2 separate regions of the Homo sapiens genome follow, and region 1 is linked to region 2. The links are chromatin loops, found by intact Hi-C in ENCODE. Cell type or tissue: B cell. All regions are shown on one strand. Links, peaks and the distances in the headings refer to the core of each region. The heading gives the core; the rest is flanking DNA.

Evidence for each region. Peaks named below come from ENCODE experiments on the same cell type or tissue, not always from the same donor. Only the 100,000 strongest peaks of a DNase experiment are listed, where the experiment ranks them.
Region 1: it touches region 2 in a loop (12-fold over the local background); 1 of 110 quality-filtered maps calls a loop at or near these places.

The regions. Positions count from the first base shown.
Region 1 is chr2:169,170,020-169,175,403 of GRCh38, forward strand. LRP2 (LDL receptor related protein 2) reads right to left here. Exons shown (of 79, transcript NM_004525.3): 55 at 5,174-5,370; 56 at 3,900-4,145; 57 at 3,077-3,205; 58 at 1,996-2,115; 59 at 532-648. Among named protein-coding and RNA genes, the nearest start is that of DHRS9, 100 kb to the left of the region's middle. In B cell, for the core only: no CTCF peak of the experiment used is centred there; no DNase peak of the experiment used is centred there; H3K27me3 peaks cover 187 bases.
Region 2 is chr2:169,097,626-169,103,009 of GRCh38, forward strand. No RefSeq gene overlaps it. Among named protein-coding and RNA genes, the nearest start is that of DHRS9, 31 kb to the left of the region's middle. In B cell, for the core only: no CTCF peak of the experiment used is centred there; a DNase peak (open chromatin) is centred at 3,106; H3K27ac peaks cover 939 bases.

The sequences.
Region 1 (5,384 bases), core at 64-5,063, 72 kb after region 2:
CTAGCTCCCTAATATTAAATAATCTCCAGCTCTTAAGCTTTTCCTCAGAAATCGGAATTCCCCAATCTTCAATGTTTTCTAATTTTCCTAAGACCCAACACCAAATCAGTAAAGAGCTATAAAAATTACTTTGGGTTTAGGATTACTCTGTCAATGATCTGATCTCTACACAAGAGAGTCATAGGAGCACATGCATATTCCTTAGGGTGACTTTCCGTGGAATAGTAGCAAGATCAATGTCTTTGTTTACAAGGCTAACGCAGATTAAAATCTGCTCCTAAGAAGTGTTGATATTAAAATTAAATGTTTAAAATTCCTTGCTATTTTCCTCAATTATGACTAATCTAGACTGCTATGAGTTAAGAATAATGCATAGAAAATACAGAGCAGAAGATACTGTGTTATGCTAAGGTTTACATATTACACATATACAAAAATAATTTTCCTCTAAAAGCCTTATAAACACTAATTTGAAGCCCCTACACTGTCACAGTACAAAATTCTATGGTAAGCTTCTCAAATGACAGTTACCACAGTCCCGTTCATCTGAGTTGTCCCCACAGTCGTTGTAATGGTCACAGATCCATCGCGAGGGAATGCACTGCTGATTGACACATCGAAACTCGCTCTCTGTGCACTCCCGGGGAGCTGGAAAGGAAAGGCACCTGGCCATGAGTGTGCACCAGGAATCACATACAGGAGACATCTTGTGAGCTGACCATAGTGCCCTGGGTGCCCAGCACCCTCCTGTGTCCCAAGCCCCAGAGGTGTGCTTGGGCAAATCATTCACCCTCCAAAACTAGACCTTTCACCTTAATTTTGAGTCTGTAAAGAATGGCCTTTATTAAGAAGTTTGTCCAAAGGTGATCTGATCTCTCTTTCTCTCTTGCTCTCTCTCTCTGTTTTTTTTTTTTTTTTTTTTTTTGAAACAGGATCTTTCAACATTGCCCAGGCTGACTTTGAACTCCTGGTCTAAAGTAATCCTCCCTGCTCAGGCTCCTGCGTAGCTGGGACTGCAGGTGTGTTCCACCATGCCCAGCTTGATTTTATCTTAATTTTTTCTATTTCGTGAAACTCTAGATAACCTCTTATAGGATTCAACATTGACTTTTATTAATAAAAGACAAAATGCCAATTGGATTACCCTTTTGTATAAGTTTTTAGCTAACTGATATTTGCAGGTGTAGTCAGCTTCCTAAATCTCTCATTGCTTATCGCAAGTGGTGATCACTTTTTTCTTCCAAAAGGTAAACAAAGTTAGAATGTGTTTCATTAGTCAATTAGAAATTGACGCATATCATGGGTCAGTGATATACACTCTGGGCAGGGCTTCATTAAGCTTGTTTTCAGAACACACATTGAGTGTGTTCTGACCATCTAATTTGATATGATCTCAGCCTCTTGGCTTCCTTTCCTCAACCTCCCTATCCAATGCCTTGTAGTCAATACCTTCGACTGGGAGAGAGAAACTAAAACCTGTCCTGTTAATTAACTGTTAGCCCTCCTAAAATAGTCAACTATTCTAGGAAGGGTAATAATGCAAACACAAGTTCTCTCTCCTCTCCTATGAAGGCCATTTTGGGGAAAGAGCTTAAGAAGCAGTGTCTCTGGGTTAGCACCCTTCCTCCCTCTACTTCTCTGGTCCTGGTTTTCTATTTCTATTCTATTTATCTTATTACATTTTTCCTTTATCATAAGTCACCTCAACTTCTTTTGGAAAAAAAAGTTGGATGTAAATAAATTCAACACATAAAAGATATTCTTCAGTAAATACCTTCCTCCAAAAGCTTGATTTGAAACATCTCAGAAGGAGATGCTTATGTCTTTAGTGGAAGAGAAAGTAGAAATGTACTGACCAGCAGAAAGAAAGAGATCAGACAGCTTGATATCATCCTACCCATTGAGGATCAATGACATAGACAGTTGAATTATGGACAAAAAGCAAACATCACAGCTCTGGTGGTATATAAGGACCATAGGACTGTGAACACTCACCACAGTTTTCCTCATCTGAGTTATCTCCACAGTCATTTTGCCCATCACACTGCCAACGAAGAGGGATGCAGTGGTGATTTTTACAGCGGAAATCCCCCACAGGATGGCATGTCCTCTCCTCTGCAAAGCAGTCATTGCAAAGACTTCATAAACCATTGGCAGAGAAATGCACAAAGTAGTATTGGCTTCCTTGTGAGACAGTCTGAGAATTGTATTAGCTCACTCTTGAAGCTCCCAAAGAGAGGAATGCCAGCAACATTCATGGTCAACATTCCCTCTTTTAGCTACCCTGAGCCTATCCTACCACTTGAAACTCGATCCATTCCCATTGGTAGAAACCATGCAAAGAATGAAATGGTATCTGGTTTGTAATTTGCAACAAAGGCCTGGTATGGGAGGCTAAAATGATGCCATAATAAATAAATATTTTGATCATATTATCTTCAGTCAATTGGACTCAGTGTTCTTAAAAGAATTTAGTATCTTCCTTACTTCTCTTCCAACTAAACCCAACACACATACTCCAGATGCTTTGGTTTCAAGTTAGACTATGACTAATCTTGACAAATTCCATTAATTTATCTGGCTTTCCCATGTTACCAGAGAGACTACAGATGTCCAATAGATAACAGGGAAAATCAGAGAGACATTCAGAATATGAAAATCCCCAAATAAGAAATATCCTAATTTGGAAATATCCTTTTTAGAGATAGATACGAAGTCTTTTCTCTAACCCCTTTCCACCAATTTCAACCAATTTATAAAATTAGAGAAACAATTTAAACTTGTCAAGTATGAATAAGGATTCTACATTTGGAAGAAATTACACAAGTTTCTAACATCTTAATAACGTCTTCCTCAATGACAGCATGACTTAAAGTGCTACAAATTAAATACCCCTGGTAACCCTGCAAAATGCTACAAAAATGTAACATGTTATTAGAAGAATCAACCATTTTTTTACAGAGGTAAACAAAGAAAAGATGACATGGGAAATACACTCTCATCTCTCATCTAATAAATGGCACTTGACATGTGCACTTTCTTGTCCCTCCCTCCACTCCCCTGTGGCCCCTCCTACCACAGCCTTGCTCATCACTGTTGTCCCTGCAGTCATCTACACCATTGCACACGGCCCACTTTGGGATGCAGCGGTAATTTGTTTTGCAGCTGAATTCTGTGAAGTTGTCACAGAGATGGGCAGAGCTCACTGAAAAGGGAGGAGGCATCAAAGTCAGAACTGAAGGTACAAGAAAGCACCTTTCCATTGTCACATTGAGGTTGTGGTACTGAGGAATAACAATGACCATGTTACCAAGCAAACCGCCTCTGGCGATATGTGTCTGTTTTAGATGTGATCTGTTTACCATGAGCAGAAAAATAGTCCTAAGTTTTCTCAATATGTCAGCACCACTCATTTGTTTTACAGTATAACTTTGTGGGTGGGGTTGGGGAAGGACAGGGTTTGAAGTAAAAAACCTGGGTTGAAGTGTTAGGTCTGACACTAAACAGTAATGTAACCATCCACTTAATGTGAACCTCAGTTTCCTCATCTGTAAAATGGAATTGGTTCACACCCACCTTCCCTACCTCATAACATTTCTCTGTGGCTCAAGTGAGAAAGCAGTAGATATATAAAATATAAGTTCTTGGTATCATATTCTGGTTGGTTAGACATTCTATGTATCAAAAGGAGGTATTAGCCACTTCAGAAACAGAGTCTGGTTCCACCTGCAAGCCACACAGCTATACTCTGCCTTGCAGTGCCAGAGTTTGCAGGGAGTGCCAAGGGGGAGCATCCCATCAGCTGAAAAAGAAAGCTCCATGTCCTCTCTCAGTCCCCATGGAAGTTTCCTCGTGTCTCCCTGCTCTGGTCATGCCTTGGTCCTCCCACAGGAACTTACTGCATTCTTCAATGGGCTCATCCGAGTGGTCTCCACAATCATTATCCACATCACACTTCCAGGCCTGCGGGATGCAGCGGCCATTAGCACACCGAAACTGGCCCGGCCGGCAGGTCCTGCTGGCACAGTGGGAACTGTCTTCATCTGAGTTATCCTCACAGTCGTTAAATGTGTCACACTGCCAGGATTCTGGGATGCAACGTTTGTTGGCGCACTGCCATTCATTGGAGTCACAGTGGTGATTCTCTGAGAGCAGGGACATTTGGTTATCAGCTTGGAAGGCATCAAGAATGAAAGCTCCTAATTGACATCAGTGAATCCTGGATAGCAGGATCATGATTTCTTTTTAGAGGACTTATTTCCTAATGTACTTATCAGTCAGTACTACTACATGGAGCACTTCTTCTTTTGACTATTACTGTCTCCCAAATTCTTAAATATCTCTTTATTGCATACAGACTTAAGAGATAAGAACTGAACACCCTGACCTGTTAAGCATACCTTCCTCTGTCCCTATTCTCCTACTGGAAAATAGTCTTCAAACTTTGTGTTTGTTACTGTTATTGATGTGTTGTTTTTAGTTTGGGGGAATTTTATTTTGTGCCTATTTGATTATTTATTTATTTTCTTGAGACCAAGTGAGTGCAGTGGCACGATCTCGGCTCACTGCAGCCTCAACCTCCAGGATCAAGCTATTTTTCTACTGCAGCCTCCCAAGTAGCTGGGATTACAGGCACATGCCACCATGCCAGGCTAATTTTTTGTATTTTTTGTAGAGACAGGCTTTTGCCATGTTGCCTAGGCTGGTGTTGGACTCCTGGGCTCAAGCGATCGACCTGCCTCAGCCTCCCAAACTGTTGGGATTACAGGCATGAGCCACTGTGCTCAGTCTTTTTTTTTTTTTTTTGCCTTTTAAATGGAAACATAAATAAATATGACAACTGAGAGTCCCTGTTAAAAATGGGGGTGGAAACCTCTCGTTTCCTCCTCAATGTTAGCTCTCAAAGGGGATTCAATGCCCAGCACATGGTGAAGAGCCACCAGTAGAGACAACTTATTGTCTACTTCAACCATTTGCCTTGTAAAAACCTTAAGATTTCTAAAAAAAAAAAAAAAAAAACTTCATAAAAATAGAAAAAGGATGGAGCCTGAGTTTCCTTCTAGGACTTTGAACTGGTTTTTAGTTCATGATATTCAGGAAATACCCACAGAATCATGATCGTATACAATCAACATAGAAGTCGGAAAAAGAGGCATAAAGCGACTCAACACACCACAAAGAAGACGGTCTTCATCAGACCCATCAGGGCAATTTTGGTGAGCATTGCATAAAGTCTGCGGGCTGGTGCAGTTGCCGTCACTGCACTGGAACTGTCCCAGTCGGCAGAAGCGCTGCGGGCAAAGGGCCAGTTCATCAGAGCCATCTGAGCAGTCTTTCTGTCCATCACATTTCCACCAGATAGGAATGCACCTGCACAGAGAACA
Region 2 (5,384 bases), core at 291-5,290:
CTAGCCCCAGAGACAGCTCACTTGTAGATCTCTGGTTTCTTCTTGTTGCAGTTAACCACCCCATAGTCTGTTCTTGGAGGTAAAGTTCACCAATGTTGTCTGCTGGGGCCCCTCCTCACCTTGAATTCACATCTTGGCTTCATTTCACTGCTTTAGAATTCTTGACAAGCTGCTCCCTGACTTTCCAGACCTCCCAGGGCTACCAAGATGTTTAGACTCTGAAGGAACTTTCTTTGCCAAGCTTCTAACCATTTCAGTCATATTCTTGGGCCTACCTGATTGTGTTCTTTCTTTTGTTTTGCCTAGACCTGAGTTCTTTGTTCTTTCCTTCCAGTAGCTACAATTTGGTAACTCCCTGTTTCATCCAACTAAAAAATTCTCTCCTTAAAACAAATGTCACCAGGTGTGATATTACTCCAAAATAATACCAAATATATTCACCTAAGCAATTTTTAAAGGTTTTTAAAATACATGAGAAGGTGGGGTGTTGGGGGCATAGAGGCATAAGTCTCTACAGAGGCACAAGATGTGTGGTAGGGAGAAAGGGGGGACGAGGATATCAGACAGTCACTATATCAGGCATCTTGGGCATGGGTTCCTAGACTTCTCTCTGTCTTACCATAATCACTTCTAATTCTCTGTTCTTTTGGGGAAAATACCTATCAAATTTTTATCTGTAAATATTTGAAGAGACATATTTTGACTACGATGGACATTCTTCTAAGTATTGGCCTATAATAAGGAACATGATGGATGTGAGGCCTTCCTTCCTAGAGCCTTTTGGAAATAATCCAAATCTAAGGCCAATACTCAGGAAGCCTTAGAGGACCTTCTCCAGGAATGCACGGCCAAGATGAACGGAGATGTTGTCCTCCACCACATCTAGCTTGAAGGATTCTTCCTCACTTAGTTTAGAGAGACCAAGAGAACCTCCCAAACCCTCCCTCTGACCTGATCCAAAAATCCAAGTGTGTCCTTCATCTGGGCATCCACAATATATTCAAATCTGGAGTTTTTATCTTCCCTGCCCCACAGATGTTTTCCCAGTCCAGCACCAACTACTGTCAATTTAATCTCCATAGGGATCTGGAGTCTGTCTACCTTTCTTCATCTCCAGTGCAATCACCTGTTCAAGCTACCCTCATCTCTTGTTTCTACCACAGCATATCCACCTTGTGCACCATCATTGATTTCTCTTCATTGTAGTCAGAATTGTTCATAATTAACATCTAATCATTCTACTCCTTCTGTCGTTGCTTTCTTAAAATCTTTTCAAAGTGTTCCTGTTGCACTTTGGCTGAAGACTAAAATGATTATGTGAACCCTGCTGCCACCATACTCCTCATTAGCCTCATTTTATAGCACTGTTCTCTTCACTTGGCCACCTCTGCAGCTTTCCCATGCCTCTCTCTGGAAAGTTCCATCTTACCTGGTTTTCTAGTTTCTTTGTCCTACAGATCTCAACCACGTTCTCAGGGAAGCCTGCACAATTTCAAATTCTGACCACCACCTCTTTATCCAGTTAGGTTCCCATCTTGTACACTCTCACTGTGCCCTGTAATTTTCTTCAGGAATCTCATCACAGTCTGTAATTGTATATGCATATGGTTAGTTAATATAGGTCTCCTGTATCATATCATAAGCTCCATAAAATCATGAATAATGATGCTTTGCTTATCTTTGTATCTCCTTACCTAGGACATCGCTGGCACACAGATCAATGTTCAATACATGTTTGTTGAATGAACACAAAAATTAGTCTATATTAGCCTTTCTAACTAAGGGTCAATTTATTACTCAAGATCAAGCTGGTCGGGTGCAGTGGCTCAGGCCTGTAATCCCAATATTTTGGGGGGGCCAACGCGGGAGAATCAGTTCCAGAGCAGCCTGGACAACACAGGGAGGCCCCATCTCTACAAAAACAAATTAAAAATATAAAAATTAGCTGAGCATGCTGGCATGTGCCTGTAGTCCTAGCTACAGTCTGAGGCAAGAGGGTATCTTGAGCCCAGGAGACTGAGGCTGCAGTGAGCTATGATTGCACCACTATAGTCCAGCCTGGGCAACAGAGCAAAACTCTGTCCCTAAAACATGAAAAATAATACGTTTTTTCAAAAAGATCAAGCTTGCTGATCCCAATAGTTGTGCTGTCAGTGTGCCAGTTCAGTCAAAGTCTTATAACTTCCTTGAGCATTTCAGGTCTTCCTGAAGGCTCCCCAGCTCTGGCTCTGCTCTCAGCCAGATACTGAGCAGTGTTACTGTAGTGATTTCCCACCACCTATTGCAAAGGAGGCTGCCTCCATGCCAAGCCATCCTGGGCCCAGTAGGCACAGAACTAAAAGAGCACCAGGGATCATTGAGTCTATTTCTCTGCTTACAGGCAGGACATGTCTAAGCCATCCAGCCTGAAGAGAATCTCTTCTAGTTAGAATCTCTCCAGAAACTCTATAACTTCTGTTATCTTAGGGTAGACCAATACTTAATGACCAATATTTCACCCTGACCAATAGTTAATGAGAAAAATTTCCAGGAAACTTCTTTAAAAAATGATCAATTTTGGCTCTTCTGCACACTATTAATCCCAGTAGTTTTCAAGAACACAAGACATCACAGTCCCATCAATGTGGAGGAAAAGCTAAACATTCTCAAAATGAAAAACATTTTTTATATTTATGACAACTCAATCTAAGCCATAGTTTATAAGGACAAAGCTGACCAAGAGTTTTGTGAGTCTTTGCAAGGTGAAAAATAAGATAATTTGATATTCCTAATGCTAACATTCTTCCTCAACTCTGCAATTCATTTTTCAAAAAGAAAATATAATTTCCATCCTAGTAGATGAGGTACTAATACAGCCAGAGCTTTAGTACAGATTCTGGTTTAGTAGTATTTCCAAGCATCTTTCTTTTTTTTTCTTCTATTTTCTTTTTTGCATATAACACCTGCTCAAGCAGGAACCAGATCACAGTTCTTGCCTGATTAGTCCCTAGAAATAGCAATCCAGCCTAAAATAGTTCAGGCGAGAGCAACAGAGCATTCTCTCATTCTACAACTAGCAACTCTCCTGAACTGCTCCATTTTACTTCCTTTTGAGAAACTGGAAACAGAAAGTATTCTGCTATGAATACATAGTTTAAGTTCTGGGCAAAAACCATCTATCCCCGTATGTAGATAAAATATTTACTTACTGTGTTCTGGGTCTGTTTTCTCCTAGGTATGGCAACCGTAACTTGAGTATAATGCCACCCAATTAATGTTGATGCCTGAATTATGAACCAGGTAATCCAAACAACCTGACTTGCCATGGGCATAATAGGAGAAATAGTCATAATGATTGCTTAATACTTAAGTATAGGTCAGATTTTAAATACACTTTACTGTCTATTACATGAATGATTTCACGTAACCCTAATCATATCTCACTTACGTGTGTTTTTTAGAGATGGAGAAGTGAAATCACAGAGAGACAAGCAACTTCCTAAGGTTACACTGCTAGTGAGTGTGGGCCAGGGTTCAAGCCCAGGCAGCTTGATGTTGGAGCCGATGCTCAGAACCACCATGCTGTATTATTAAAAAGGATTTGAGGCCAGGCGCGGTGGCTCATGCCTGTAATCCCAGCACTTTGGGAAGCCAAGGTGGGTGGATCACCTGAGGTCAGGAGTTTGAGACCAGCCTGGCCAACATGGCAAAACTCTGTCTTTATTAAAAGTACAAAAATTAGCCAGGCGTGGTGACGGGTGCCTAAAAAAAGAATTTGAGTCTTAGACAGTATTTCCCTAAACTTTGATTCTGGTTCAACAAAAAACAAGACTGTTATTAAATTAATCTAGCATTAGTCTTACCTGGCCAATAACCAATTATGCATAAGAGTGATGCATAATTTTGAGCAATATACAAAGATATACCCCTTTTAGTTTTCCTGTATTCTATTTTCAAAATTTTCTCACTCATGATGACATAATAAAGGCACTTAAACATCATTCCCTAGATCCTTAAAGTTTTCTAACTAGATTTCTGGATTTTCTTTCTTTTTTTCTCTTTTTCAATCTTCTTTCTTCTTTTGTTGTTATGGATTTTGTCCATTTGTTGTTGTTAGTTGTTTCAGGAATTTATTTGCAATCACTTTTTGCTAATTTCAATAAAGGCCTTAGATCAACTGTTCTGACCCAAGATCAACACTACACATCTTCCAGCTTTTAAGATGAGACAAAAGAAAAAGAACAGAAGTCTGGGGTCCCACACATACTATGTTTCCAGATGACTGTATTTTTTTCAACAAATAGTGGGACAAACTATGCTGGTCCTTGTGGCTAGGGCCAGTCCTGGGAACACTAATGAGAGAAATGAGGGGACCTTAGCTGGAATGAGGTCAGGGCCTCCTGGCACTACCACACTGCAATCTCAAAAAAAAAAAAAAAAAAAAACAGTAAGTGGCTGGACTTTCTCATTTGGCTGGAAGAGGTCATATAGCTCATAATCTGTCTCACAGAGACACTTCCACTAAGAACATTCCCAAGATGACAAGTTTCTGCTCCAATACCACTAAAGAATGGACGGTCACCATCTTCCAATTTACCCTGTTGATTAGCTTTAGTTACTAGAACATTCTTTATAATTTTTCACCCAAAATTTCTCAGTGTGGATGAGGGGAGAAATGGCTATTGTTTCTGCTGCCATCATGATGATAATGGTTCACATTCACTGAGCCTTTAAAATGAGCCAGAATCTACCCAGAACACTATCTATGCACTTTCTCATGAAGTCTTTACAACTTTTGCACAACAGGTGCATTTATTGTCCCATTTTACAAATGAGGATTCTAAAATTCAAGATTCTTTCATCTCTAGTAATCTAAGATTCCTAAATGCCCACTTGATAAAATGCTCATTCCCAAAAATAAATATACAAGAAAAGCATAATTAGACAATGGATTTTAAAAGCCAAAATTCTTCATTAAAGTTCTTTCTGAACTCTGGAGCCACTGTAAATGAGAAACTCTAAAGCTCTGGGTGCTGAAAGCAGAAGTCAAGCCTCCTGGCCAGTCATCCCCAAGCACTTTCCCCATGCCTTCAGACCTTGAGAGAAATGATGGACAGTGTGTGCAGGCTCTTTCCACGTTCCTTCCACTCGCTCCAACCCCTGCTGCAAACACCCTTTTAAGAAATTAGACTTTTTTTCGTGAACAGAAATACATGCAGTTACCTTCATGCTTTACAAATGTCAATGCTCATTCTGAATGAAATAAACAAAAGTGTTCTGGTCAGAAAACCCTCCAAGCGCCCAAATGTTCTTTGGACCCCCTCCCAATTGGCCATTCTTTCACCTCCAAGGTGGAATGGAATCTGATCTGAGTCCTGTCCCTGCAAGGAGCATTTTTATCACTG